Regions from separate parts of the Mus musculus genome. Here regions 2, 3 and 4 are each linked to region 1. A link is a loop called in an ENCODE intact Hi-C map of the cell type or tissue named here. Cell type or tissue: heart. All regions are shown on one strand. Links, peaks and the distances in the headings refer to the core of each region. The heading gives the core; the rest is flanking DNA.

Region 1 (8,272 bases), core at 1,336-6,335:
CAAACTGTACCGCTCCTGTAATATCCAAAATGAAGTCAAGACCACCCACTACCTTCCCCCTTCGAAAAGGTCTTTCCAAATTGTACTAGCTAGCAGGCCAAGTAAAGAGCCAGATAAGGAAGCTGGCTGTCTAAACAAATGTAAAAACATAGTTTTGGCGGTCAAAATGATTAAAACTACAGCTGCCAAAATAATATTAGCTGTTCTCAGAGAAATAACCATAACAAAATAACAGTTCTTAAAAGAATCTCCCTACTCCACCCCACACTGAATTCTGAGAAAAAACAAAAAACAAAAAAACCCCACAAACCACCCTGACCTTGTCGATAGCTGTAACGTTAATAGCTAACCCATAAGTTCAAAATGTACTATTGCTTTGCTGACCAAATCATAATAACCCACCATAGGGGCAGGCACAGTGAGTCACTAGGCCAGAGGTAGTCACTGTGCAAACCAACCAATGTCTGAAAATGTTACTTGCTACACCAATTAGAATAAGCCAGTTACCCTGTTGCTCAAATCTGTCCCTTACAAAGGTATAAAATGTGTGTTCTTTCTTTGTTCTGGGTCTCTCCTCTGGCCTGTGTGCTGAGAGGGGAGTCCCCAACATGTTGGAATAATAAAAATCCTCATGCAGTTTGCAGCGATGGCTGTTTCTGTGGTCTTTGTGAGTGAGGGTCTTTTGATGAACTCCAGCATTCTCCTCCCTTCCTCCATACAGTGCTGCTCTCCTCCCTCCCCCATACAGTGGTGCTCTCCTTCCTCCCTTCATACAGTGGTGCTCTCCTCCCTCCCCCATACAGTTCTGCTCTCCTCCCTCCCCCATACAGTGGTGCTCTCCTTCCTCCCTTCATACAGTGGTGCTCTCCTCCCTCCCCCATACAGTGCTGCTCTCCTCCCTCCCCCATACAGTGGTGCTCTCCTTCCTCCCTTCATACAGTGGTGCTCTCCTCCCTCCCCCATACAGTGCTGCTCTCCTTCCTCCCTCCATACAGTGCTGCTGCTCTCCTTCCTCCCTACTGTCCTCTCTTATGTTCTTATGCCTCAAGAACATGAACTCCATATCCCACCTCCTAAGATCTCTTCCTTCCTTCCTTCCTTCCTTCCTTCCTTCCTTCCTTCCTTCCTTCTTTCCTTCCTTCTTGTGGTCCCCTTTCTACATTCATGACCTATATATGCATACACACATATAAACTTAAATCCAGATTCTGCATAAGAAAGAAACATAGCATCAACCTTTGTTTGTTTGAGTCAAAGTCTTACTAGTGGTCCTTACTGTCCTGGAATTCACTATGTAGAACAGTCTGGCCTTGGACTCAGAGAGATCTGCTTGCCTCTGCCTCCCAAGGGCTGGTATTAAAGGCATGCACCTCTACATCTGGCTTGGATTTGCCTTTCTTAATCTGTCTTAACCTGATTAGCATGATGTCCAGTTCTGTCCATTTCCCTTACACTTTCCATGTAAAAAGTAATTAGAGAATTCTCATTCAAGTTATAGCCTATTTCTCCATGTTCTGAGGCCAGAGCACATGCTGTCTTCAGTAATATGGTTTTACCACCTAGTTTTGGCAAGCAGTCAACACTTAATGGTAAGTTGTTAAAAGATCTCTTTTAACAATCTTGCTTTCTAATGGCATATTTTGAATGGATAGTAATAAAACTGACCAATCTTTACTTTGTAGGCTGAGCTTTTTATATCTTCTTTAAGAGATTCTAAGTGGCTATGGTGGCACAGGCCTTTAATACCAACCCCTGGGAGGCAGAAGTAGGTGGATATCTGTGAATTCAACTTTGGTCTACATAGTGAATGTTCCAGGCCAACCAGGGCTTCATGGGGAGACCCTGTCTCAAAACAGGAGAAAGAAAAGAAAAGAAAAGAAAAGAAAAGAAAAGAAGAGGAAAAAAGAGAAAAGGAACCCCTAACCTATAAGTGGCATACACTTATAATAAATTACTAGGTTGTATAATTAGAACTTAGTACATTGAGATCCTGGTATCACAGCAGGAAGTAGAAGAGACAACAGAATCTTGTCTGTGGGACATACAAATATTCTCTTTAAAATTTCTTGGTTTTACATCTTATATTTATATATGGAGTTTTTATATGATATATTTTGATATATAAAAATTTACAGCATTATCATCTGTGTTCATTTTAGATAACCCACAGGAGAAAGTCAAAGTATTTCAATTTCTTTTCTTCCTTTTCCCCTGTGGTGCCAGGAGATCTAAACTCAAGGCCTCACACATGCGTGAAATCCACAACTTAACTGCATCCTCATCCCTTTTTGTTTTTTATTTATTTATTTATTTATTTATTTATTTATTTATTTATTTATTTATTTATTTATTTATTTATTTTGTTTTTCGAGACAGGGTTTCTCTGTATAGCCCTGGCTGTCCTGGAACTCATTTTGTAGACCAGGCTGGCCTCGAACTCAGAAATCTGCCTGCCTCTGCCTCCCGAGTGCTGGGATTAAAGGCGTGCGCCACCACGCCCGGCTCTTAATTATTATTTTTTAAATATGAATTTATTTCTGTGTGTGCCTGCGTACGTCTACCACATGCATGCAGTACCCACATCGACCAGAAGAGGGCGTGCGACCTATGGTATTAGGTATGGGTGCTGGGAACTCACACAAGTTTCTACAAGAGCTGCAGCAAGGGCTTTTAACTGCTGAGCTATTTCTCCAGCCTGAATGTATTACTATTTTTAATTTAAAATTTAAAAGTACACTATTCTGCGTGGCAAGAGGTGGAGTGCATGCACATCACAGTCAGTGTGTGGTCAGAGGCAACTTGTGGGAGTTAGCTCGCCTAGGTGGGTTTCTGGCTACAACTCGGGTCGTCAGGCTTGTTGGAAAGTGCCTTTACTCTCTGAGCCATCTTGCTGACCCTTATTTTACTTATTATTTTAAACATTATTCCATGAAAATTTCTTCTTTTAGGGGGTCTCCAAGATGTCTTCATCATTATTTAGGCATCTCATAAGCTAAAAACCCCCAGACAAGCCGACTATTTGCTATAGTCAGCGCTGCATTCTCTCCTGCAAGGATCTCTCCTTTAGATGCAGAAACGTTGTGATGTATTTAAACCGCCAGGAGAAGGCATAAAAATATCCCGGACTACCATTTAAGATGAATTGGATAGAGAATATTTGAGAAAGTCGTAATTATCAATAAATTATCACTCAGTGTGGGCTATATAGCTAATGAAGCACGAAAAATTACTCTGTATCGCTGGGATACAGTGAGGAGAAAGAGGGAGGAAGGGAGGGAGAAGAAGGGGAGAAAGAGGGACAATATTTCAAAGTGTGTATTTAAATTATTAAATTACTATTATTTCTATAATAATACATATTATATACAATATATAATAAGATATTAATTCTATTATTAAGCATGGAGAGTAGCTAAGAAAGGGCCTATTCTCAAACTGCAGAGTCCACTAGGTCCTAATGTCCTCCTGGAGTAAACAGGACCAGTCAATTAACTAGCCCAAGAACGGTCAAATTTATTTTTGGAACTGCGTAGTGGAGAAGGGATTGAGTGCCACTGAATAATTGGTAAACGCTCGGAGCGCCCTCTGCTGGACGGTCTTGGTAAAGGAGTAGTAGTGAAGGAAATGAGCTCATAGGCTCAGAAGGAAAGTTTAGAACAGCGGTTAGGCTTTTGTAAAGGTCTTCCCACCTTCCCTTTAGTGAGCTCAAGCTCTGCTCCTGCCTCAGCGTCTTCGGCGTAGGCACCGCGGCGCACGGCACACACCAGTATATCCGCTTTACGTTTCTTTTCACCGTGATGAGTTCAGTTCTCTCAGCTCAGCACTCTGAACTTCTGGCGGATCCCCAGAGCCTGCACAATTTGCTTTCAAGAACATGCAACTTTCTCATCCAATACAGTCCCTTCTTTTTAGGTCCTCTGCTGTAGTTGGAGACTTTGGCTCTTAAACGCCCCTCAAAGGCACATGTGGCAATGACTCTATGCCTGCTGTGGTGATACTGGGGTGTGGTGGAGCTGTTAAGCAGTGGTGTAACCATGAGGGGGACTGAGGGCCCTGGACTTGTCCTGATCCTGTTTCATTTCTGGCCACCACGACGCCTCTCTCCGACGGAGAGACCTCAAAGCAGTAAATCGAGCCAAGCATGGACTTGGACTAGTTGGGCACGCGTCCACCGCCACTGAACTGTACTTTTGGCCTTTCCATCGGGATTTTGCACGAATAGGCACTTGGGTGCAGGGTTTACTCTGCTTACACTAGCGAGGCTACTCAGGACTTCTCAAGTGCTAGAAAATTGCTCTGTACTCTCATCCCTAAGACAACCGTAAATGTAAAAAATAAAAACTGGGATGTAGCTCACTGCTAGAGAGCGTTTGTAGATTGCTTAAGTCTTGGTGGAGTAACGCCAAAACAAACAATCCATAAAGGGTTTTGTTTTTTTAAAAATATATTGCAAATGTAAAATTTCTGGCATTCTGGACCTAGTACGGCTCTTGTGTTCACAAAGGCACAGGATCTATCTGGATAAGCTAGAGCCAGTACTAAGAAGCAGGCAGCTCAAATGCTGGGAGTTTTAGGTTGGTGGCTCCTTGGAGAGGGAGGGTATGGATAGAGGCAGGGCTGTGTCCCTGCTAAGCAGGAGCTCTACCACAGACCAGTGTCCCTGCTGTATCACAGGGCTGCCTCACAGTCATGGACTCATAATAAATGCGTTTTCTCCTCTTGCAAGAGCATCCCCAAGGAACCACTATAAAAGCAGGGGCAGCTCTGCTTTCCAGGCCCCACTGCGTACTTAGGAAGAGTGTTTTAAATCTGTTTTTCTTCAGAGCCAGTGGTCTTTGCTGCCCTCACCTTGGGCTCTTTAGTGGGCCCAGTCATTGCAAGTTCAAAGGGTCCTCATTACAGAATGAAGTATATTCCTGCTTCTTCCTGTGTTGGGAACCAAGGAGCTGAAATAAAAAAACACCAAGGAGACGTATATCCTGGATGTCTATGACAGTAATACCCTTTCAGGGTGCCTTCAACAGATAAAATGTGTTAGATTTCTAATGCTGTCTGGTAAAACAATTACAAGGAATTTGGGTGGGGTCAAGAGAGGTGGCTCAGGGGTGAAGGTGTTTCCACGTGTACTTGTCAAGCTTTACCTACACAAGCTAGAGTCACTCAGAAGGAACCCCAACAGAAGAATTACCGGTATCATGTTGGACCACGGGCACATTGATGGAGGCATGTTTTTAATTAATGTTGATGGGGGAGGGCCCAGCCCACTGTGAGTAATGCCACCTCTGGGCACGGGTATCCTGGGTATCAGAAAACAGGCTGAGCAAGCCATGAGAAGCAGGCGAATGGGCAGGATTCCTTTAGGGTCTCTGATCCAGTGCCTGCCTCCAGGTTTCTGTCTTGGCTACGCTCAAGGATGGACTGTAACCTGCAAGCCAAACAAACCCTTTTCTTCTCAGATTGCTTTTGGTCATGGTGTTTATTGCAACAACAGAAAAGCAAGCTAGGATACCACCTAAGCTGGATAATCTTGAGTCAGGTGGTAGAAGGAAAAAGCTGACCCCCCACAAGTTGTCTTTCAATAGCCACATGCACATTCCTTCATAAATAGTTAAAGAATGTTCAAAATGTTCGAAGGAAGGAAGGAAGGAAGGAAGGAAGGAAGGAAGGAAGGCAGGCACACAGACACAAGCACACTGGATGAAGCAGAAAAGGGCTACACCAAATCTTTATTTTTGCTTTCAGCTTTTTATACAAAAAAGTCTTCTATGTAAGAAAAAAAATGCCTCATAGATAAAATGTTACACAAAAGGGAGTTACAGTAGAATGCAGATTATAAGTTCAAAGCAGTGTTTCATTCTACAGGCTCCTTATAAGTTGAAAGCCACAGTTTCATATGATCTTGATTTATCACAGTGTACACCTGTGGCCTCATCCTTGGCCCTGACCTAGAATGAGTGTTTTTCTTGATCATTAATGCATTCAAAGCTTGTTTTACTTTCCTACTGCAATTAGCCCACAACACATGGAGGTTTACAGGGCTCTATTTGCAGCTTTTATTCTATAGGGGACTTGAGAATAGTTGTATCAGTTTAGGAGTTCTATAAAATCTTTATCAGGAATTATGAAACCATCAATTCATCTAAGCATTACTACATGAAAGTTCATCTTCAGATTGATTCTGCAGGAAAAATGCCCAATAGAGTGTTGCAGTAAAACTCTCTATCCCAAGTAGCCCAGGCAATGAAAACAACTCAGGTAATATGAATACATGCTGTGTGCCTAGATTGGGCAGATCTACCGCTACACTACCATCTTCTCCATCTGTGAGACCCCTTAGAACTTGTGGTTTCTCCAGGCCATGTGCTTCTGCTCTGCTTTTCTTCTTCTTCCTCTCCCTCTTCCATTTTCTCCTTCTTCTCCCCCCACCTTCCGTTCACCTTCCCTTTTTTCTGCCCAATCATCAGCTCTCCTTTATTTTACAAATTAAGGTGGTAAGCAGGTTTACAGGAAATCACTTGAGTGCTGACTCATTTCTTGTTCGAAGCCACTCACAGGAGAACGGAATTAACATCAAATATAATTAGCCCCAGGGCTATCCACAATAGGGCTAATACCCAGGAAATCATTAAGCTATGTAATAGAGGCAGAAAAGGCATCTCAGCAGTGAACAGCAATCTTGAATTGAAGTCTCTGGGGTCCTCACACCCATTATAGCCATCGGAAACAATACTGGTATGCAAATTCTTCTTGGTATGCAAAAGTTCTTCATGGTTTAATTTCTGTTTTCCCCGTGAATAGCCAACATGTGTACTGATGGCAAATCTTCAGGTAAATGTGTAAATCTTAATTCTTAACTCTTTTTTTTTTTTTTTTTGCCAAGCCCTGTACTGGAAAGACGTCCAATAACAACTCAAGAAACCCTGCATTGTATTAGTTTCTTCTAGAGAGCAGGGTGAAGGTCCCCTCTACCACCACAGCAGAAGGCTGAGGAGACATGGTAGAAGTTACTGAGAGGTTGTAATAATGTCAGCAGTCTTTATTACAGAAAAACACCCTTGAGTACTGTTGATAGCAGCTAGCTTTGTACTATTGAGTTGCTGAGTCTCTCTCTCTCCCTCCCTCCTCTCCTCCCTCCCTCCCTCCCTCTCTCCCTTCCTCCCTCCCCACCCCTCCCCAAAACTCGTAAAAATAAAAAACTTGCATTTTCTTTTCTGGATGCCTCTGGAGAGAAAGTAAAGGCCATGGTCATTATAAATAGCCTGGAGGCCCCTGGGTCGACCCCAGCGCACTCTCAGAGGACCCCGAGTCACCCCTAGTGCACTCTGACAGGCCCCTGGAAAGGGCAGGGAGACTTATTCACTCACGGCATTAAGAAAAACTGGACCACACTTGTTATTTATCTTATTTTGAAACATAGCTTCTCAATGTAATCTTGGCTGCCCTGGAACTCACTGTGTAGACCAGGCTGGCCTCCAGCTCACAGACATTCACCTGCCTCCCCCCATGCCCCACCAGTGCTGGCATTGAATGTGTCCACCACCATGCCAGGTTATTTATTTTCTTGATGACAGTGTTCTAAGTGAAGTGAGATGGAATCTACTTTTGATTTGCATTTCCCTGATAGCTAAGTGCTGCAAACTAACCCCCCTTTGGGTCTCTTATCTGCGAGGAATGGGTCTCTGGTTGCAGGTGGGTGAAGGAGTCAGCGAATGACAAACAAAGATGACATGAGAGAGCATGTTGAATCTGAGTGTAGTTTGTCAAATCGAGCATCAAACTTTTTATACAGAAGAATAACAAGAAACCAGGAGAACACATCCGCTAAGTTACAGTGACAGAAAACAAAAGGAATGTATACATCAAAAAATGGCAGGGACCAGGCCTCCAGAAAACAAAAGGAATGTATACATCAAAAAATGGCAGGGACCAGGCCTCATTTACCACTAAGAAGGGAGCCAGTTGTAATGCTAGTCTATTGTTAAGCCCACCACCAGGGGTTCTTAGTAAATGCCTGATCATGCTGTTCCTTTGGGCCTAGTGAAGAAACCTGTCTCAGGAGGATTCCCTAACTCTTTTATGGTAAACCCACCTATTAGCTAGGCCATTGTGTATTCCCTTGTTTGGGTGAGACTGGCTACTGTCCTAAGTAATCACTCTGCAGACTATCCTGGAGCTATTCTAGCTCTGTTCTTTGTAATGCCTAATTAGTTTCACTGTCTCTACTAGAAGTAAATTTGAATGTTACTGAATAGGTAAACTTCTCACTGAATTC
Region 2 (8,272 bases), core at 1,458-6,457, 250 kb before region 1:
ATGCCCTTGAGTTAAAATGGGGTCATACCAGACAGGATAGTTCCTAAATTCAGTGACACGTAAATGCAGTGACAGATGCCCTTATAATAGAGGGAAATCTGGACACAGACACATACGGAAAATTCCATGTGTTAATGATGGAGACAAATACTTGAGGGATATGTCTTGAGCCAGCATTCGCCAAGGGTTGCTAGAAGGCAACAGACACTACACATAAGTAAAGAAGAGGCCTCTCTAAGAGCCTGCAGAAGGAGCATAGTCATACTAACCTTACTTCAGATGTTACACCTCGAGAGCTGAGAAGCAAGGCACTTCTGATGCTGTGTGTATGTGTGTGTGTGTGTGTGTGTGTGTGTGTGTGTGTGTGTGTGTGTTTATGACACTGTAATTAGTCTTTGCAGCCCTAGGAGCATAATACATCTCTTTTGTTTGCAATGAGAAGGCGTGTATCCTTCCATCGGCTTGTGTATAGATGGAAACAATCCAGCCAGCCAGATGGTCAAAAGAGAGAAAAACCTGAAGTTGTGGCGCCAAAGAAGTATGGGAGTAAGGAGTGTCACGGGCCTTTCTTAGCAAAGACAGCATCGGAGAGATATTTATGTCTTTGTGAGTGTTAACCAAAGGAGACTCACTGTAAGCATGATCTTACAGAACAATATAACATACTCCGTAGAAGCCAAACAATCTTGTTCTTCTTACTCCCTGGGCTCATACACAATGTGTCCATGATGGGAAAGGTGGATTCTGGGCATGCGCTCTACGATGCAGACCAAGGCTGACCTGGCTAACACAGTTGCTGAGAGCGTTATTTGCCATCTGCAGACACCAGCCTCAAACCAACTCTTCTCTCCACTCTGTCCTTGACTGCTGCAGGAGGGAAGGCTATCTCTACACTCTCTTACATTAACGGAATCTCACCTCATTTGTGCGGGCTCTCATGATACAACCTAACCAATTCTCAAAGACCTTGCCTCCAAATACTGTTTAGTTTGGGGGTGGGATTTTCAAACTAGGAATTTGAAGGGAGACCACAGCAGTGATAAGACACCTTTAAGGACAGGGTTCCTACAAGCTTTGGCGTTTGCGTTAAGTCAGAGACTATTTTTCAACCATTTCCTCCACAGTGAGTGTATCCAGGTCTGGAAGTCAAGATGCGTGATCAGGAGAGACAGTTATTCATGAGCAGTCTACTCAGAAAAAGTCTCTTCTTGTCTTGGTAGCTCTGAGGTTTGCTGATCCAGCCATGTGGCCATGAGTGTGGAATATGATACTACTGCTTGCCTGTCTTAAGCTCCTCCGCAGCCTGGTGACCCGGACAGAAGGTCTCTGTACGGAGAGAGTGACTGCTCACAACCATCAAGAATCCCAACCACACTGAGGGGCTACTGTACCGTCAGAGCAGGAGTGTGTGTTACATCAATGCCCGGTAGGACATACTAATAGAAAAGTGTAGCAAACACATCACAAAGGAATGGAAAACCCATTGTCTGAGAGGTTAGGACACTTCATAGGCCAGCAGACCAGCTGAAATAGGAACGAAGGAAATAGGAAGTAGGCAGTAGAAAGAGAACACATCAGCTCCTTAGCTCTGGCCTCAGGACCAGCAGCAAAGACAAGGGTAGTTTCACATTCGTATTCATTACATGTGCGCTGATTCATAAGGATCCATTGTTATTTTCTTTTATGTCCATTAGCATTTTATGTTCAGGCTGCTGGGAGTTAGTTTTACGTCTCAGACTCTGGGAAACAGAATATCTAGTAGAAACAGGACTGAAATGAAAAGCAGTCAGTCTTTAGCCATCTGTGGTGGGGTGTGTCTTCCCTCATAGCACTTTCTGGGTGCAGGCAGGAGGATCAGGAGTTCAAGGCTAGCTGGGCTATAGAAACCCTGTCCTGCCCATAAACCCACCCCCAAAACCCCACAGGACCAAGGGGCCAAGGGTATGGCTCAGTAGGTTAAGACACTTGCTGCCAGCTGGGCATGGTGGTGCACACCTTTAATCCCAGCACTTGGGAGGCAGAGGCAGGCGTATTTCTGAGTTCGAGGCCAGGCTGATCTACAAAGTGAGTTCCAGGACAGCCAGGGCTACACAGAGAAACCCTGTCTCGAAAACAAAGCAAAACAAAACAAAACAAAACAAAACAAAACAAAACAAAACAAAAACAAAACACACACACACACACACACACACAAACAAAACACTTGCTGCCGAGCCTGAGTTTGGTCCCTAGGACCCACATAATTGACTCCTATAAATTGTCCTCTAATCTCCATGTATGGTGGTTTGAAAGAGATGTCCCCCACAGTCCAGACACTTGATATTTGGTTCCCAGTGGCTGTTTGGGGATGCCTAGGAGGTGTGGTCTTGCTGAAGGAAGTGTGTCACTGGGGGCGGGCTCCGAGAGTTGAAAGATTCACCCTCCTTCCAGTTGACTCTGCTTCCTACCTGCTGTTGGAGATGTGAGCCCTCATTTCTGTTCCGGTGTGTCCACTGCTCACTGCCACAGTTGCCCGTCCTGACTCTCATCCCTCTGGAACTGTAAGCCAAGTAAGACCTTCCTGCTCCTGGTCATGGTATTTTACCTCAGCCGCCGGACACACAAAATCAATTGATCAAGTTTAAGGTAGCCAGTGCTTGAGTCATTTCTTATTTTGAATGAAGTTGATCACTTCGGCCTTCGTGGAGCTGTTTGGTACTGGGTGTTGGAGCACAGAGATTGGGACATGCTCTACCGTGGAAGGACAACCCTCCCCACAGTTATTACCGCTTTTACTTATCGTGAAATATATTCGTATTTTGTGTAACAATCACTGTGCAACTTCTCGACTCCACCAATTTCTCTGTCATCCCAACTGAAGTTCTCTGTGTGTTAAGCAACCACCTTCCATTTTTCCTCCCGACCTGGGCTGTGGCAGCACCAGTCAGTCACCTTTGTGTTTAGATGAGTTTGACCGTCTGGTTCCATTGTATTTGTGGAATCATATAACAACACGAGCCTTCTTGTGAATGGATTGTGGGGGAGGGGATTGTTGGGGATTGAAGCCAGGGCTCTGTGCACACTAGCCCAAGTGGACTGCCACGGAACCAAATTCTTAGATCCTAGGTATGTGAATTTTTAAAAAAAGATTTATTTATTTATTTAATGTATGTGAGTACACTGTACTTGTGCAGACAGCTGTGAGCCTTCATGTGGTTGCTGGGGGTTGAATTTTTTAGGGCCTCTGCTCACTCCAGTCAACTCCACTCACTCAGTCCCTGCTGCTCACTCCGGCCCAAATATTTATTTTATTATACTTAAGTACACTGTAGCCTTCTTCAGAAAAGTGCATCAGATCTCATTACCGATGATTATGAGCCACCATGTGGTTGCTGGGAATTGAACTCAAGACCTCTGGAAGAACAGTCAATGCTCTTAACCACTGAGCCATCTCTCCAGCCTCCCAGAACTGAATTTTTAAAAACCATTTATTTTTCAAGGAATAATGGTGTATGTCTTTAATTCCTGGACTCAGGAGGCAGAGGCCAGTGGATTTCTGAGACCACGGTTAGCCTGTTCTACATAGTGAGATCCAGGACAGTCAGGCTATATAGAAAGACCCCATCTCAAAAATAAACAAGGAATGAAAAAAGTTTGTTTAATTTTTTATTATGTGTAGAGATGCATGCATGTGTGTTTTGAGCCTTTCAGCTCCATTTCCTTTTCCTGGTCAGAGAAAATTTCTTTGCCAGGTCATGCAATGTTGAGCCTTACCAATAGAGGGCACTAGAGAGACGCTGAGGGGCACTGGTTCCTCCCTGTCATGCTGGTTCTAGTAACTGTTCCTGTGGTGAGGAGCACTGCATCTTATTAAGTGCCCCAGGCTAGCCCAGAACTGACAATCCGTATTATTTCTTAAATTTTAGAAATATTTTAGTGGAAGACGGGTTGCCTAATATACGCAAGGTCAATTCCCAGCACTACAAAAATAAGTAAATAATGATAGTAAGCAAATTAGCTCGGTCTGCGTCCATTTCGATCCTTCCTCCTGAAGTGTCCACCGTATTAATATTTCACAATTTTTTAGGTTTCAATTCTGAGTTGTAACTGATCTAATTTTATTTTCATTCCTCTCTGCTTTAGACCTAGGGGCCTTTTCCTTTTTTAAGACTACATTAACTACATCTGGACTTTTTGTTTTCCTTCATTTCAGTACTTCCTAAAATAAACTTTATATATATATATATGAAGTAAGCAGTGGAAAGAGGAGACATCAGCACCTTAGCTCTGGCCTCAGGACCAGCAGCAAAGACAAGGGTAGTTTCGCATTTGTATTCGTTGTGTGTGCATTGATTCATAGGTATTAATCGTTATTTTCTTTTATGTCCATTAGCATTTCATGTTCAGGCTGCTGGGAGTTAGTTTTACGTCTCAGACTCTGGGGAACAGAATATCTTGTAGAAACAGGGCTGAAACAGCAATCAGTAGCCAGCTGTGGTGGGGTGTGTCTTCCCCCATAGCACTTTCTGGGTGCAGGCAGGAGGATCAGGAGTTCAAGGCTAGCTGGGCTATAGGAACCCTGCCCTGCTCCCATCCCCAACCTCCCAAAAAACTACAGAGCCAAGGGGCCAAGGATATGTCTCAGTAGGTTAAGGCATTTGCTGCCAAGCCTGAGTTTGATCCTCTAGCCTATACACACACGCACACATGCACACACACACACACACACACACACACACACACACACACACACAGTTGTTTTAGATAGGGTTTCACCATGCAGCTCTGTCCTGGAACTCACTATGTATGCCAGGCTAGCCTAAAAGTAGTCAGTTGTTCAGTATTGTTTTTGTTTCAAGACAGGGTCGCTCTGCATAGCCCCGTCTGTCCTGGTACTCATCCTGTAGATCAGGCTGGCCTCGAGCTCAGAGCTCATCTGCCTCAGCCTCTTATTCGGGGTGCTTGGATCAAAGATGTGCCATACCACACTCAGCATAAAAAAAATTTATTTTTAAAGTTAGTCCTTGTGTAATAACTCTTCCTTGAATTTGTCAGTTTTATTGTGGCCCCCCACATGGGTGAGTGTGTGTGTGTGTGTGTGTGTATGTGTGTGTTGTTGTTGTTTTCTGGAGACAGAGTTTCACAGAGCCCAGCCTCCAAGTCATTGTGTAACTGAGGACAACCTTGAACTTGTCCAGTTTATGCTCCCCCTCCAAGTTCTGGGATTAACAGCTTGTGCCACCACATCCGGCTCCTTTCTTCTGCCTTTGAGACTTGATCTTACTCTGTAGCCCAGGTTGACCTCTCCCACACAATCCTGCCTTTGTGTTTCTGGAGGTGAGCCATCGTGCCCCGATCAGACTTGAGGTGGCTCACTTCAGATGGTTTATTTTGAAAATTCTAGGCTCAACACTTTTCTGTTTTGTCTTGTAGCATTTAATAAATGTTACTGCCCTGCAGCCGGTGTGCCTGTAAGAAATCAAATATCACGTGTCCTGTTTCTAGAAGGTCTCAGAATGTCTTCTTCATTGTTGATACTCTTAAATTCCTCCATAATGTGACTAGTGTGGACTTTTCTTATCTCCTCCCTTTCAACCTGAAACTCGACTCTATTATTTACCAATATGCCTTCTTCCGGCTCTGTCTTAGAACACAGACTCCTGAGCACAGGGCACAGCCTCGATTCCTTCTAACTTCTTTTCCCGACTCATCTTCCATAAACTCTTCCCCTTGCTTCTCTATTCTTCTCTATTCTCCATATTTTCTTGCTGTATCTTATTCATTAGCATTCACTACAGGTTTCCCCATTTGGTTAGTTGTTGATGTTTAGAGCAGGTGTCAGCAAACGACAACCTAGCACCTGCTTTTGCAAACAACATTATCTCAGAGGAGTGGTCCTTTCAAGGATGTCAGCACTCTGGTGTTATTAATGGCTAAATTCAGTGCTTGTGAGAGAACACGGGTGACCAATGAAACTTACATTTTTACTAACTGGCTGTTCACAGAAAGCTCGATGGGCCTGGGATATATAGCTCAGTTGATATGTAGCTTGCCTAACATATGCAAAGGCCTGGGTTTGATCCCCGGTACCCCATAAAACCAGACAAAGCAGTGCATGCCTGCTATCTAAGAGCACAGGAGATCAGAAGGAACTCAAGGCCATTCTCTTCAGCTACAAAAAGGGTTCAAAGCCAGCCTAGGATACATTACAAACAAACAAACAAACAAACAAACATGACTTGGGTGATGCACACCTTTAATCTGAAAATTCAAGAAGCAGAGGCAGGTGTGAGCTCTGAGTTTGGGGCCAGCCTGATCTGTATAGTGAGTGTCAGGACTGTAAAAGCTACTCAATATCAAATAAAATAAACCTGCCCCCCCCCTTTCTTGAATGCTGCAATTAAAGACACGTAGCACCATACCCAGTCTTAAAACATTTTGCTTTAGAGAAAAATGTTTGAAAACCCCTATTCCAGAGTAAGATTTTTTTTCCTACTTGTCTTTCTAGCACAAAGACCTACAAGGTGCCTTGCCAAGGATAGTCCAGGATTATGGAATGACTAAATGAACAAGTAAATAAATAAATATGCTCTGAAGGACAAATACAATATTACGTGTATGTGTGCATGCATGCACACGTGTGCACATGAACACACTAGCCACACTAGCTAGAGACCAAATCCAGAGCTATGGATTCATCAGATAAGCCTTCTGTCACTGAACTAAGCCCACAACCTAACTGATTCTACTTCAAAAGGAAGGACTGAGAATATAGAATATTAGTGTGAAGGGCCAAAGTGTTCTGGCTTAAGGGACTAGAAACAGTACAAGACATCAAGATGAGGATGGGACGAGCTTTTCCAGCAGAGCAGAATGCGTCACAGAAAGGAAGCTGATGTTTTACCTATGTGGGGTCAGAGATTTTTGCTGAACACCCGACCAAACAGAGTGACAAGCTAGATACCAGCATCCCTTAGTCTTCCATTAAGGCAGGCACTGAAGATACGCACAAACATAAAGGAATTCAGCCACTTCATCAACTTTACTTAGAGTTGGGGGAAAATGGTTTTCCATAAAAATGTACTGTTTATCTTAACTTATAACTGGATATTTAAATTTTAGTCATAAATATTTCTTTTTCTTAAAGCAAAGACAAAAAGAACTACTTAAGAAACAGTCTTACCCCCTCCCGCCCCAAATAGGGGAATGGTGGCACACACCTCTGATCCCAGCCCTCAGGAGGCAAAGGCAGGTGGATCTCTGTGAAGTCCACATAGCAAATTCCAGGGCTACCTAGAGAGAGCCTATCTCAAACAACCAAAACCAAACCAAACCAGCCAGACAAACAAAAGAGTTGTCTTAGTTTAACCACAGCACTGGACATGCTGTGCATGTCTGGATTTTATTAAAATAAAAAGTTAAACCACACAGTTTAAAAGAAACCATGGAGCATCACTGTGGAAGACAGATTCGAGGGAGATGGGAGAAGCTAGGGCAGGGAGCAGACTGAGGAAGCAAGCAGGAGCCCACACTCAGTGCAAAGCTCACACTTACTAGTAAAATCGATGCCAGGTCACTAGGAACAGGGTGTCCTGCAATGTACTCAGGACCAAATCAGGATGGTTCTTTTAATGGCAACCATGTGTTCCCGGTCATGTTTGCATATCTTCCTTCCAAGTAGTCCAGATCTTCACTATCTGCCCGGAACCTATACCTGGCTTTCTATACATTTCATTCCTGGCCTTAAGGCTTTATGACTGCCTGCCTCTCTGGCTCCAATTTCACACAGCAGTTAGAATTCTCTTTCACAGTGCAGTACAGTCAAACCATCCCTGGGCTGCAGGGTGGCTCTGTGGTGAATAGTGTGTACAGCTCCTCCAGAGGAGCTGCATTCCGCTCCCAACACCCACTTCAGCTCCACGAAATTAGACTCCATCTTCTGACCTCCATGGGCATCAGGCACACACACAGTGCACATACAACATAGGTGTGAGCAAAACACTCGCACATATAAAACAAAATAAATATTTTTTAATAAATTAGTCTTCTGTCCGGCATATTGAGGATGCAAAGAAAATGTCTTTAGTCAGCATGTAGGGTCCTTCACATCAGTCCAGTTGGCTTGTTTGTTTGTTTTGTTGTTGTTGTTGTTGTTGTTTTTCGAGACAAGGTTTCTCTGTGTAGTCCTGGCTGTCCTGGAACTCACTCTATAGACCAGGCTGGCCTTGAACTCAGAAATCCGCCTGCCTCTGCCTCCCAAGTGCTGGGATTAAAGGTGTCCGCCACCACGCCC
Region 3 (8,272 bases), core at 1,681-6,680, 71 kb before region 1:
TTTGGAGATTAGTGGAGATGGGAGACCCATCTTTCCTTAGTGATGATGTCTGTGGTCCTTGTGGTAACATCAGGACTTTCTTGGTACCTTGGTTAAATCTACACAGGGTCTCTAGGTGAGTGCGATACCAGGTTTTTCAGGGCAAACTGTCTGTGATACTCCTTGGTCTTCTCAGCCTTCTCTCCTGGTTTGAATGAAGCCAGAAAATGGCTACCTTGTACATATCTGAGTATAGACCAAGACGGTGATCCAGCTAAGCCCTTTTCTTTATTGATATTCTGAAGCCAAGCCATGTCTGACTGAGTCGAAGTGTATGGTAGGTGGTCCCTAGCACAGTGGGGCTTGTGGGCTCATCAGGATCTTTTCTCCCACAGCCCTGCATCCCTTGCAGCCTGTTGGTTGTAAAATGGCTATGATCCTTGTGAGAGGTTCTGGCCTACTGAAGTTTTGCCAGAGCATGTGTACATCCTGCCAGCAGATCACTGTGCCCCTTGCCTGGACAGAATCAGCCAGTGTAGGAAGAACAGGCTGCCTCATTCTTTAATGGGTGGGTTTTCTCCTCAGTTTTATTTGTACCTTGAAAACCAATGCAGTTGGACAGGATCCGTTTGTGCCAGTTTGGTCTGTAGCTATTGCACTGCTGGTTTTCCCACAACACTGCACCTAGAGAGCATGAGCCTTGTCTGTCTTCTTCAGGGGAAAACCCCAGGGCTGTTCTGCGCTGCTTATTGTAAAACCCCGAAGACTCAAATTTTATACCATCTGCACAGTTCACTGTGTGCTTAAACTTACCAGAGGCAAATTTTCCCCTGAGGTGATTATTTTGGGAGGACTATAACATTAGCCCCTTTGAATATCTGATGTTCTTAAAACCATGGAAGAGCATCCACCTTATGGGGGGGGGCAGCATTTAATGAATGAATCTTCCATTTGCCACTACAAAGGGTGTGTGTGGCCCATCTGTCTGGGACACAAAGTAGAGGAACACAATAATGTTTTCTCTTTTGGAAAAAATTAAAATTAGATACATGTAAAAAACCCTGTTACTAAAACAGGTTGCCCTTGGTTAAGGTGCCTAGAGGGCAGACCACATGGCAGTAGGGAGGAGCAGGAGGGCCCAGCAAGTGCTTGCTAATGGTCCCTTACAAAGTGACATTTATTTTGTAGAGGTTCTGACAAATGTCTATCCATTCCCTGGACCACCACCACCCAGCCTCATCTGTAGGAAGTTTCAAACGGGCTCTTCCCCATCTTAATTGAAAATGTGCCTTTACTATGTTGATGTTAGGGACAGGACCTTAAGTCCTACGATTCCTGTTTGGTAACTTATAAAAGGACTTGTGCTCTTGAGCTGTGGTCTCTGATGCAGAAGATGAGAGATTCAGCTAGACGTATTTGTGCCTTTGCTGACCAAACATAAATTCTGAAGTTACGCTGTTTGTTTTGCTGTGGCTTTGAGTGGGTTCATGGGTTTTATATGTTTCCTTTCCTGCTTTGTGAAATTCGAGATGAGTTGGGCTTAAAAAATATTATATATATCTAAGATCTTTCCATACCTCTTACAGATTCTTTTTCTTCTTAATGACTTATTTCCCCCAACACTACGAAATGTCTTTGAAAATTTACCACTTCATCTGTTACCTTCTTCATCAATGGTTAGTATTTAAATCGCCTCAGAATGTTTTAGGGGCTCCTGTCTAAAACACAGAAGTGTAGGTTTTTCTCATTGAAGAATGAGCTATGGAGATGCGAGGATCAATTTTGATGCCCCCCTCCCCCTGCCTCTTTCCCCTGGTTTTGGCTCATTTGGAACTACTGGGCAAGAGGACTTTTCCTGTGGAAGGGAAGTGTAAGGACAGACGGGCATGTGTTGGGATTTTGGGATTTCTGCCAGGCGATCCTCCATATGCAGTCCAGTTTCCCACTTACTGAGAGCAGCTGTCTGGTAGCCGTGCCTCTTACTGATGCATTGACAAGCACCGCATCACCACATTTCTTTGAGCGACTGTAAAATTTCCTGGTTCCTTGGGGGTGAATCACACTCTGTTCTGTTCCGCTGTGCGTCAGACATCAGCAGTTACTGTGGTGGGCAGAGAAGTGCCTCTTTCCCTACCTAAGAGGGAGCCAGAGGACAGGAAGGAAGCGTAGAGCTCTCTGCAAGCCTGTATATTGCTATATTTGTCCCCATAGGACACCGGATTGAGGCTGGCGGCAGGCAAGCCGGGCTGCACTGTTGAGCTGGGGCGGGGGGAGGGGGGCAGAGGCTGACCTAAGGAAGATGAACTCACTTTGCTTAGATGTTTTAGCAATGCTCAGTACAGGCAGTATTACGTTTGCCTTTCATTCAGGCCATGACATGTATTGCTAAGAACACTGCACATCTCATGATATCGCGGGTACACTGTTCGTGGTGGGGTGTGTCCATGTGTGTCCCGAATTTTAATTTTTTTCTGAATGTGATCATGCTTTGGATGATACCTGAGCAGGGTTGCCTTTTTTTTTTAATTTATTACCATTATATATTATATTATATATTATATATTTTCTTTCTTAAAATGTTAGAAGTCAAATCTTGGTATTAAAATTGCTTTAAAAAGGAGTATGTTGTCAAGGTGATAATGAGAATCACTGGTCTGCCTTTAATGAGTTTTTCTTTATCATGGAATAATGTGCCAGCTCTGATCAGCACAGTGGTTTTGTGTGCAGGCTGGGGAAGCAGCCAGGCTCCCGGTGAAGATGCGCAGTGCAAATACGGGGAGCACCACAGATGTAAAAATCAGCATCAGCAGTGGAACGGCACCCCTGGGGCTTCTGTGAATGGGGTTCATCTGCCTCATGGGAGACTCTGAAAGGGGGCAGACGTGATCTGTGAGAGTTTTTTTTAAAAGAAACTGCAAAAGATCTTTCCAAAGATGATGTGCCACAGATCTTTTGTTTTTCTCTGTAACAAGGACTAAGTGCTGTCTTAGAAAAGGTAATTGACTTGTTCATCTTCACAATCTTTCCTTTCCACAAGATCAAACTGTAGGGAAAAAAAAGGATATTTAATAAAAATTTAGAGAAATGATTGGAGTTGAGCCTGTGGCTTTTATTTTGTTCAAATGAGAGGATTCTTGTTTGTTGAGCCAGGGTCTTTCTGGAGCTGACCTCACAAGAGTGAAATGTGAACTGCCCTTCAAATATGCACTGGGGCTTTCTGTGAAACTCAGAGTTAAAACACGATTCTTTAGGATTGACTTCAAAACTGATGGGCAGACAGACCATCCATACTCTATGGGAGGAGTTGATGCTTGCCTTAGAAATACCAGGCTTGCTTTAGTAACCGAGCAGGCACTGGGTAAGTGGCATCCGAGGAGTCCGGGAGCTCTAGGCTTGTCCAGGGCGATGCTAGGGCCCCAGGGTCCTTATCAGTATTTATACCTGTATCTGAAGGCACACAGTCCGCACACACATGCACTGATCAGTGACACAGGCGCTTTGCCATGGTGTGTGACACCCTTCAAAGGACAAACTGCTTATTTCCTTCTCTCCTTTCCTGAGGCCACCTGCTCACCTGCACATGTCCTTTCCCCGGGGCCTAGGAGCCTGTGGCAGCTGACACTGGGTCTCCACATTCACACTGTCTAGGTCAACTTTAGGACACTACTACACTGTTGTGAAGAGACCCTGGTGCTCCCTGCACGTCTGCGATTCAGGACACTGGTGCAGATGCCTCTCCTGAAAGGGTGTGGCGGGTCTGAGGCAGCAGGGCAGTCTCCGCCCTTCCCTCTCCACAGGCTTCAGCCACTCCACCTGTGTAAACCCTTACACCACTAAGGCCTTGGGGCGGAAGGTGGATGAAATCAGGAGCAGCCTTTTAGTGTTGACTTTAATGAACCTCCAGAGATTAGAGAGGGCTCAGGGACAGTGAGTGGGATGGCTCAGTAGGTGACGACGGCACTTGCCACTAGGCCTGACAGCCTGAGTTCAGATCTCTGGGTTTCACATGGTGGAGAAAACACATAAGTGGTTCTGTTCCCCGCCCCCACCCCACCCAAATAAACTTTTTAATTAAAGCCACCAGCCTAGTTTCTGAGGTAATAATGTGGTGAAGAGAAAGAATATTTTAAACCTGGGCTCATGTTGTTCTTAGTATGCTAACAGACAGGAAATACAAATTTTAACCAGCCAGTTTTGAAGCTAGGCTTCTCCTTAGGGCTAGGTTTCCCAGATGTAATGTGTACAACTGGACACTAGATGGCAACCGTTTCTTTTGGTATTAACCACAGTGACCCTTCACACCATGTTGAAAGAATTTAACCAAAGGTAATGATGACACCAGAGGTTGAAAGGAATGTGCAGAACTAGAAAACTTTGTGTTTCTGTGGGAATATAATGATGTGGCCTCTTTGCACAACAGTGTAGTAGTGTCCTAAAGTTAAAACCCAGTTCAACCCCAGAAATTCTTAGAAGTGGGGGAGTTGGGGGGAGCATCAACATTCACAGAAAAGCTGGGCCGCTTCCTGGGTCAATGGGAGTGTCCAGCAGACAGGGCAGCCCCTGTCTGTTGCCTTGAGGACAGCGGCCAGTGTCTCACAAGGACTTTGAGAGCAAACTCTGTAGCACCACAGCAAGGAGACACAAGAACTCTGTGTCCCATCATGCCCCGCGCCTGTTTTGTTCTCTGGCCTTGAGCTTGTGCTCATGTTCACAAAATAAAAACCAGCAGGCAGAAAGCAAGAATAGCACTGTGAGGAAAAGTGAGCCACTGGATACTTGGATTATCAGCTACTAAAGGAGTGTGAGTGTGTGTGTGTGTGTGTGTGTGTGTGTGTCAGTATGAATGTGTGTATGTGTATATGTAAGAGTGTATGAATGGCTGTGTAGGGGTGTGTGTGAGTGTGTATATGTGTGTGTGTGTGTGTGTTAATGTATATGCATGTGCATATGTAAGAGTATGAATGTGTGTGTGTGTGTGTGTGTGTGTGTGTGTGTAGTGCCCCCCAAGCATTAAAGAAAAATCAAAGCATTCAGCAAAAAAAGCCAAGAGCAGGCAAGATGGCTCAGTGCGTGAAGACACCTCCTGTCAAGCCTGTGCCCATATGGCAGAGAAAGAACTGGTGCCTGCAAGCTGTCTTCTAATCTCCATGCCCCTGCTATATGCACATGCACACACACACACACACACACACACACACACACACAACACATTCCCTGGGAAAGGAAGAAAAGAGGGGAATAAAATAACATGGAATTGAAAGAACACCCGTGGCCCACAGCTGCAGTGCTCAGAAGAGAAAAGCCTAAATCTGTGTCACAAACTGTACTAACTGTGCTAGCAGGACACACTCAAGGAAAGCCATGTCTACACATACCATGAAACACTGCACCACGACAGAGGCAGACTTTAAAAAACTTCAGATGTGCAGGGGACAGGAAGAGCAGGGTCCACAGAGGTCCATTAGTGCTCAAGGGAAACAAGGCACCAACAGAGTGCAAGTTACTCCTGGGTTCCCACAAAAAGCGCGACCTAGAATGGGAGCTGGCAGGGTAGTAAGGGCAAACAAACAAGCCTGAAGCAAGATTCCACAGCAGCACACCACCAAAGTAACTTCAGGAAAAACAGAAAATGGTCTGGGTAGAAACATCTCACTTGCAAAAAAAGGTCCGGATCCAAGAAACTGTGCGAGGGAAGAAAGGGCACAAATGGCAGTGTAGGCACCCATGGAAGACATCCAGATCGACCATCGGGAAATGGGAATGGCTGGAGGGAAAGCAAGCCACTTTATAAGACCGGGGCATGGACAGTTTGGTGTGGTGCTGCATGCCTCTACAGCACTGGGGATGCTGAGTCAGGAGGATTGCAGCAGGTTTAAGGCTACCCTGAGCTACATAGTGAACTCAAGGCCAACCTAAGCTACATAGCAATGCCTTCTCAAAAAACCCAAATATTAAAAGTGGTTCTGGAACAATAGTGATGATATTGGCGATATTTCTGAATTCTTTTAACACCACATGCGGCAGAAGCATTGAAGATACAAAATCCTTTAAAGGCTCTCAGAACCACAGCATCCCACTGTGTGAACCGCGTTCAATGGACTGACTGACTCTCCAGACCAGGGAACGGAGCTCCAGGGCTCACAACAACTTGAGAAAACCGGTTGGAAATGGTACAGTTCTGCCTCATTCAACAGCAGGTGAGAACAAGAGAGGAGATCTGAAACAGCTCTTGGGCACCACAGATACTAAGTAACCAGCCTAAGACTGCGCATGCACCACTGATACTTAAGTAACCACCCTAAGACTGCGCATGCACCACTGATACTTAAGTAACCACCCTAAGACTGCGCATGCACCACTGATACTTAAGTAACCAGCCTAAGACTGCGCATGCACCACTGATACTTAAGTAACCAGCCTAAGACTGCGCATGCACCACTGATACTAAGTAACCACCCTAAGACTGCGCATGCACCACTGATACTTAAGTAACCAGCCTAAGACTGCGCATGCACCACTGATACTTAAGTAACCAGCCTAAGACTGCGCATGCACCACTGATACTTAAGTAACCAGCCTAAGACTGCGCATGCACCACTGATACTTAAGTAACCAGCCTAAGACTGCGCATGCACCACTGATACTTAAGTAACCAGCCTAAGACTGCGCATGCACCACTGATACTAAGTAACCACCCTAAGACTGCGCATGCACCACTGATACTTAAGTAACCAGCCTAAGACTGCGCATGCACCACTGATACTTAAGTAACCAGCCTAAGACTGCACAAGCACCACTGATACTTAAGTAACCAGCCTAAGACTGCGCACGCACCACTGATACTAAGTAACCACCCTAAGACTGCGCATGCACCACTGATACTTAAGTAACCAGCCTAAGACTGTGCATGCACCACTGATACTTAAGTAACCACCCTAAGACTGCGCATGCACCACTGATACTTAAGTAACCAGCCTAAGACTGCGCATGCACCACTGATACTTAAGTAACCAGCCTAAGACTGCTTAAACCTGGGCATGGTAATTCACCTTGTCCCTCAGCATTTGGGAGCCTGAGGCAGGATCACAACTAGGTCAGCTTCAACTACAGACATCTTGTCTCAATAAACAAGGGCTGAAGATGGGGCTCACTGGGAGAGTAAGAAAGGCCCTAGGACTGACCGCAGAATTGCAATCAAACAAACCCCAACTCATCATGAAATCCCAGGTGACAGAACCGAGAAGGGAAGCAGATATCTCAACATACACTGCTTAAAATAGATGATGACCAAAACCTCAGTGCACACACACACACACACGGAAGAGCAATACGAACAGCCAAAGAAAAGATCTTGCTAGTTTGCTATGGTAAACTAATGTTATACTAAACACTAGCCTGTCCATGAATTCTCATATTCTCTCTCTCTCTCTCTCCAAGGAAACCCTTGTATGTAATTAAAATTGCAGATATGTCAAAGTGAATGTTAACAAAAGCATTCCATGCAAAGCTTGTGTCAGCAAATGACAGTCTTTGTCTTGTCTCCTGTTACTATGAAGAAATACCCTGACCAGCACCGTGTACACACACAGACATAAATAAAGGAAACAGCATTTAGTGGGTAAGCAAAGGCGATGGCAACCTGTGTTGTTGGGGAGCCTCTCACACCTCCCTGGCCAGTACCTCTGAGGGAGGCATCTTATGCCTTGCATGGTCATTTCCATTTAGGAGCACAATTGTCCATCCATACAGGTAATTCCAAACTTTTCCAGTTATTTTTTTTTCCAGCTATATTTTAAAGTTCGCTGAGAAGTGGGTTTGCACAAGGACTTTTTCTTAGCTCCTTGGTTTTGGTTAATGCACCCACTCCTCCTCTCTCCCGTCTCTTGTCCAATCCTGCTTTATCTATTGACCTCCAATAACCCTCTTCTTCCTCTTCCCTCTTCTCTGTAGTCTACCATCTCTCAATTATAGTGTGTAATTGGCCTCTAGACTCCTACTCCTGTCACCGGGTTAGTTTTCCCCTCACTTCAGGTTCTTCCACGTCCGTGTGCCCCTCCCGGCTTAGGCATGGAAGGTGGGGGCAAGTGCTTCACTTGGCTTTCAGCCTGGCAACCCAGAGACAGACCTCACATTTTTCACTTATAACCTCACCATTTGAGCTGTCTCACACCGTAAGTGCTGTTTGCGCCTGAGGCCAGAGAGATGAGGCCCCATACAGTGTTCATTTCATTCTCGTGTTCCCTGTCCCCGTTTCTATACATCCACCACCAGTCAAGGTCCTTATCCCTCTGTC
Region 4 (5,000 bases), core at 1-5,000, 190 kb before region 1:
GTGACCACACACCAGCTACCTGTCAGTTATTGAAGTGTCAATTTAATATGGAAAATTTCATTAATAAGACATGGTATAGAAATCTCACTTATCCAGGCTTGCGCACTCCTGGAGTTTGACAACATATATTGTTGCTAAGACTAGAGGGGAAGGGGCTGTATAGGTGATGGGAACACAGAATACCATCTAGCTCAGCGACAGTGAAATCGCTTCTGGTGTTGGTTCTGTTTCTTTGCATTTTCATTGAGATAAATGCACTGTTCTGTGCTGATATGTTGACTGCTGGGTCAGTCACTCATGACAAATGGCTGATTAAATGCCCCAGCCCTTAAACAAAATCTCTAGTAATAAGAGAGGCCAGGCAGTGGTGGTGCTCGCCTTTAATCCCAGGACTTGGGAGGCAGAGGCAGGCAGATTTCTGAGTCCGAGGCCAGCCTGGTCTACAGAGTGAGTTCCAGGACAGCCAGGGCTACAAAGAGAGAATATGGATTATAGGGAAGCTTGATTGAGACCTATTAACCCCATTTTAAAGGGATCCTGAACACAGCAGCTACATTTGAAAACTAACTGGACAGTTTGTACTGTGAATGGAAATTCATTAAGAAATGGGTATTTTTAAAGAGACTTTTTTTTTTTTAAATGTATATGAGCACACTGTTGCTGTCTTCAGACACACCAGAAAAGGGCATCAGATCCCATTACAGACGTTTGTGAGCCACCATGTGGTTGCTGGGAATTGAACTCAAGACTTCTGGATGAGCAGTCAGTTTTCTTATCCACTGAGCCACCTCTCCAGTCCCTAAGTTAATAGTTTATAATTTAATTAATCAACATTAAAATATTTTTGGGTGAGGTGATAGTACTTTGCTTGTCTCCACTTTTGCCTACTTAAAACTAAAAAAATAATGGTCCCCTGAATTCCCTCATATAAAATAAGCAAGAGGGCTCTGTGCTTTCTAGTTCATTCTGCCCTGTTTCTCCAGTTACCTAATTGGTAGTCCCTCTTGCTTTTCTCCCTGGACTCTCCTGTTAGGACACTGTGCAGGCTCCCACACTGCTTGTAGGCTCCCATTAAGCTGTGTGTTTGTAGCATAGAGACACTGTGTTCTGTTCCTAGCATATGCTGGCTCTGACATAGGACCTTGAGTTGGGAGTTGACCCAGGACTCGACAGCCTAGTGTCTGGAGCTGACAGTGACTCAGACTTGAGTGAAGCCCTAGTTCTTCTGTAGGTACTGATTTAGCACCTCCTGAAGGCTGCACAGCTTGTGCAAGGCAGCTAGACACCTACAGGGGGGATAAATCCAAAGATCAAAAGCTTTTTGAGGCAGAAGAAAAGTCAGGGCTGGGGGGAGTCCTCTCTGGAAGGCTGCACACTGGAGCTCTTTTTGTTTTTTTTCCAGACAGGCTTTCTCTGTGTAGCCCTGGCTATCCTGGAACTCACTTTGTAGACCAGACTGGCCTCAAACTCAGAAGTCCGCCTGCCTCTGCCTTCCAAGTGCTGGGATTAAAGGTGTGCATCACCACTGCCCGGCCACACTGGACCTTTTGAACCCTGAGGTCTCCCCAAGAGCAGATTCCGATTGGCCATTAGCAGGTTTCATCCATGAGCGTTGGACACTGGAGAAAAGTAATCTCTTGCCAAGCATGTCTTGGGTAACATGTTACAGCTGTCATGAAAGTTTATCAGGAAAAAAAATAGGGCTTAAGTCTTTTGGATAAGCAGGGTGAGACTGCCCAAAAACTTCTCCAAAAACTTGCTTAAAACTCCCAGAATAAAGGCATAGAGAATTGGAAAGGCTCCCCTGTTTAAGACAGGGACCCACATGTCCCAGAGTAAAACTGGTGTAGCTGACCTTTAAGCCGATTCTCCTGCTTCTACTGCCCAAGTGCTGGGATTACAAGCATTCAACAAGCCCACCTGGTTTCTCCCCTGGGATTAGGTACAACTGTTGGAAATGGTTACTGTATCCCTGGCTCTCTGCAGCTGTGCAGCTGTTTAGCAGGCAGATGTGGAGTGATATTGAAATTGTTGAGTAGCCCAGGGGTGCTACAACTTCCCAATGTTGCAACTCTTTTATACAGTTCCTTGTGTTGTAAGGACCTCCAACCATAACATTATTTTACTTGCTACTTCATACCTGCAGTTTTTCTATTGTCATGGATCATAATGTTTTCTGATGGTCTTGGGTGACTTCCGTAAAAGGATCATTTAACTCAGAGGGGTTGTGATCCACAGGTTAAGAACTGCTGGTGGCCTATTCAAATCCTAACTATATCTGTAATGTGACTTGTGGCTATGCTCCCTGAAACATCTGGTAAAGAGACTAGTATAGGGTCTTAATTTACTTTAAATAGCTTTTTACATCCTTATCTTTGGTCATTGGAAAATAGTAGGCATTTTGATTCTAGGCACTGAAATTCTTCTAAACCCAAATGTTTCCAGACCAAACCAACTCAAAAGTAATTTCATTTTGGTGTAATGTTCCAAAACATAGCTAGATGGCAGAAAATTGTTTCTAAAGATCTGGGACTATTTCCTCAATGAAAGAGCCTCCCCTGCGTGTGTGTGTGTGTGTGTGTGTGTGTGTGTGTGTGTCTTTCTGTCTGACTCTGTGTGTGTCTATCTTCTTTCTCCTGTGTCTGTGTATGTCTGTGTGTTTTGTTTTTTTTTTCAGTTTCATATAGGCTAGGGTGATCTTGAACTCCTGAATCTCCAGCTTTTCATTTTCCTAGGACTTGGATTTATGAATGCACCATTCTGCCCTGCTAACAAGAGCTTTAACGTTTTTGTGTGACTTTTTGGGTCCCATGTGCATATATGATGTGTGTGTGTGTGTGTGTGTGTGTGTCTGTCTGTCTGTCTGTGTGTGGGATTGTGTGTATGCACACATGATCATGAGTGCTACAATATAGAGTGAGATCACAGTCTGCCCTCTACTGCATGGGTTCCTGGATCTAACTCGGGTAGGGTTGTCACCTTGACCTACTGAACTGGCCTAACAACAGCTTCCCAAGAGAGGCTGTGGAGTCTCATGGTTCTGAGGCTGGACCCTGCTGTCAGGACCTTATCTCAGTCAGGTCCTTACCAGATGGTGACTGTGAGAAAGCTGGTCATCTCACCAGGCTCCTGTTCCTTATCTGTGTACCGCAAGGGTGGCCACACTGAGTGGGTGAAGGTTTGTGGTAGGGATTAATTATTAGTAAAGCACTTAGAACAGGTGGCTTAAGCTTAAAATTCTTACATATCATCCCTAACACATCACTTGCTGTTGATCTCAGACTTTGGTCTAAAGACACCAAGGGCTCACCCTCATGTCTAGAAGAAGTGGGCCTTTAGGTGAATTTTCAGGTGACAGCCCCATAAGTTACGCATTTTCCAGCATGAAGCTTGCCCTAGCTTTGGGGTGTCCTTTCCTTGTAGGACATTAACAAGTTTGTTATCAACAGGGAGAAGTTTCCAGCTGTGAGCTCACCTTGACCAAATTCTAGATGGATTAGCAAGGGACATACCTTCCATTAAGGGAACCTCAAAGCCTCTATTGCTAAAGCTTCCTTTCTCCTCTCCCTCCTTCACTTTGTGTGCTGGGGAAGTAATTCAAACGTGCTGAGTATTGCCAATACTACTCAGATTCCCACCCAAGCCCTAGGATCTCCTTAAATAGGCCTTATGTGTTTGTGTTTTCCTATATGTATGGGTACCCAAAGAGGTCAGAATAAGGTAGTTATGCGCCATTGTGGAAATGGAACTCAGGTCTTGTATTAGTCAGGGTTTTCTAGAGTCACAGAACTTACGGATGGTTTCTATATATTAAGGGAATTTGTTGTTATGACTTCCAGTCTGCAGTACAGCAATAGACTGCTGTGGACGGGAAGTCCAAGAACCTAGTAGTTGCTCAGTCCCATGAGGCTGGGTGTCTCAGCTGGTCTTCTGTATCAGCTGGAATCCTGAAGAGTAGGTTCCAGCAGAGGTGCTGGCAGTAAGTGCAAGCAGGAGAGAAGAAAGAATCTTCCTTCTTCCAAGGTCCTTAGGTTGGTTTCCAGGAGAAGGCGAGGCCCAGGTTAAAGGTGTGTACCACTGTGCCTGGATCTGGGACTTGCTTTGTCTCATGCTGACCTTGAGCTCAGAGATCTCTCTTCTGGGATTAAAGGTGTGTACTACCTTGCAAGGGCCTAAACTTTTCATGGCCACTATGCCTCAAGATCTGGATCACAAATGAGCCCTCCAATTCTGGATTGTAGTTCATTCCAGATATAGTCAAGCTGACAACAGGAATAGCCACTACAGGTCATCTGCAAGAGCAGCAACACCCTTACCCAAGTCAACTGATGGTGAAAATCTTTTTTTTTTTTTTAGATTTATTTTTTTTTTTTTTTTTTTTTTTTTTTTGGTTTTTCGAGACAGGGTTTCTCTGTGTAGCTTTGGCTGTCCTGGAACTCACTTTGTAGACCAGGCTGGCCTCGAACTCAGAAATCCGCCTGCCTCTGCCTCCCAAGTGCTGGGATTAAAGGCGTGCGCCACCACGCCCGGCTTTAGATTTATTTTTTTTATATGAGTACATTGTAGTTGTCTTCAGACACACCAGAAGAAGGCATCAGATCCCATTAGAGATGGTTGTGAGCCACCATGTGATTGCTGGGAATTGAACTCAGGACCCCTGGAAGAGCAGCCAGTGCCATTTCTCCAGCCTGTGAAAATCTTTAATTGGTTATTTAACTTTCTATTCCTTATATCCACTCTATTTTAAAGACATTTGGCATTTAACTAGAAGGTGGAGCTCCATATAATCTCCCCAGTACTTGGGACTTAGAAGCAATTCAAGTCTTCCTTGGTACACAGAGATGCCAGGAGTTGATGGAATCCCATTTGTGTGTGAGAGGCCAGATCTTAGCATAGTTCAGAAGCAATGAAGTGCTGAGAATATATGCATGCCCCTTCCTCCAAGGCAAAACATCCCCAAGAGACTTGGAAATATTTCCTACCTTTCAATTCTTAAACCC

What was found. Peaks named below come from ENCODE experiments on the same cell type or tissue, not always from the same donor. Only the 100,000 strongest peaks of a DNase experiment are listed, where the experiment ranks them.
Region 2: it touches region 1 in a loop (4-fold over the local background); 17 of 42 quality-filtered maps call a loop at or near these places.
Region 3: it touches region 1 in a loop (6-fold over the local background); 23 of 42 quality-filtered maps call a loop at or near these places.
Region 4: a loop joins it to region 1, with 4 times the contacts of the local background. A loop is called at or near these places in 2 of 42 quality-filtered maps.

What each region holds. Positions count from the first base shown.
Region 1 is chr5:103,924,003-103,932,274 of GRCm38, forward strand. No RefSeq gene overlaps it. Among named protein-coding and RNA genes, the nearest start is that of Klhl8, 17 kb to the left of the region's middle. In heart, for the core only: CTCF peaks have their summits at 2,597 (motif pointing right) and 3,589 (motif pointing left); DNase peaks (open chromatin) are centred at 3,589 and 3,899; H3K4me3 peaks cover 611 bases; H3K27ac peaks cover 522 bases.
Region 2 is chr5:103,676,785-103,685,056 of GRCm38, forward strand. No RefSeq gene overlaps it. Among named protein-coding and RNA genes, the nearest start is that of Gm25721, 23 kb to the left of the region's middle. In heart, for the core only: a CTCF peak has its summit at 3,762 (motif pointing right); a DNase peak (open chromatin) is centred at 3,747; H3K27me3 peaks cover 273 bases.
Region 3 is chr5:103,852,251-103,860,522 of GRCm38, forward strand. Aff1 (AF4/FMR2 family, member 1) reads left to right here. Exons shown (of 20, transcript NM_133919.4): 20 at 1-3,072. Among named protein-coding and RNA genes, the nearest start is that of Gm42139, 29 kb to the right of the region's middle. In heart, for the core only: a CTCF peak has its summit at 4,233 (motif pointing right); a DNase peak (open chromatin) is centred at 3,551; H3K27ac peaks cover 262 bases.
Region 4 is chr5:103,739,111-103,744,110 of GRCm38, forward strand. It overlaps a transcript of Aff1 not described here. Among named protein-coding and RNA genes, the nearest start is that of Aff1, 13 kb to the right of the region's middle. In heart, for the core only: a CTCF peak has its summit at 2,470; no DNase peak of the experiment used is centred there.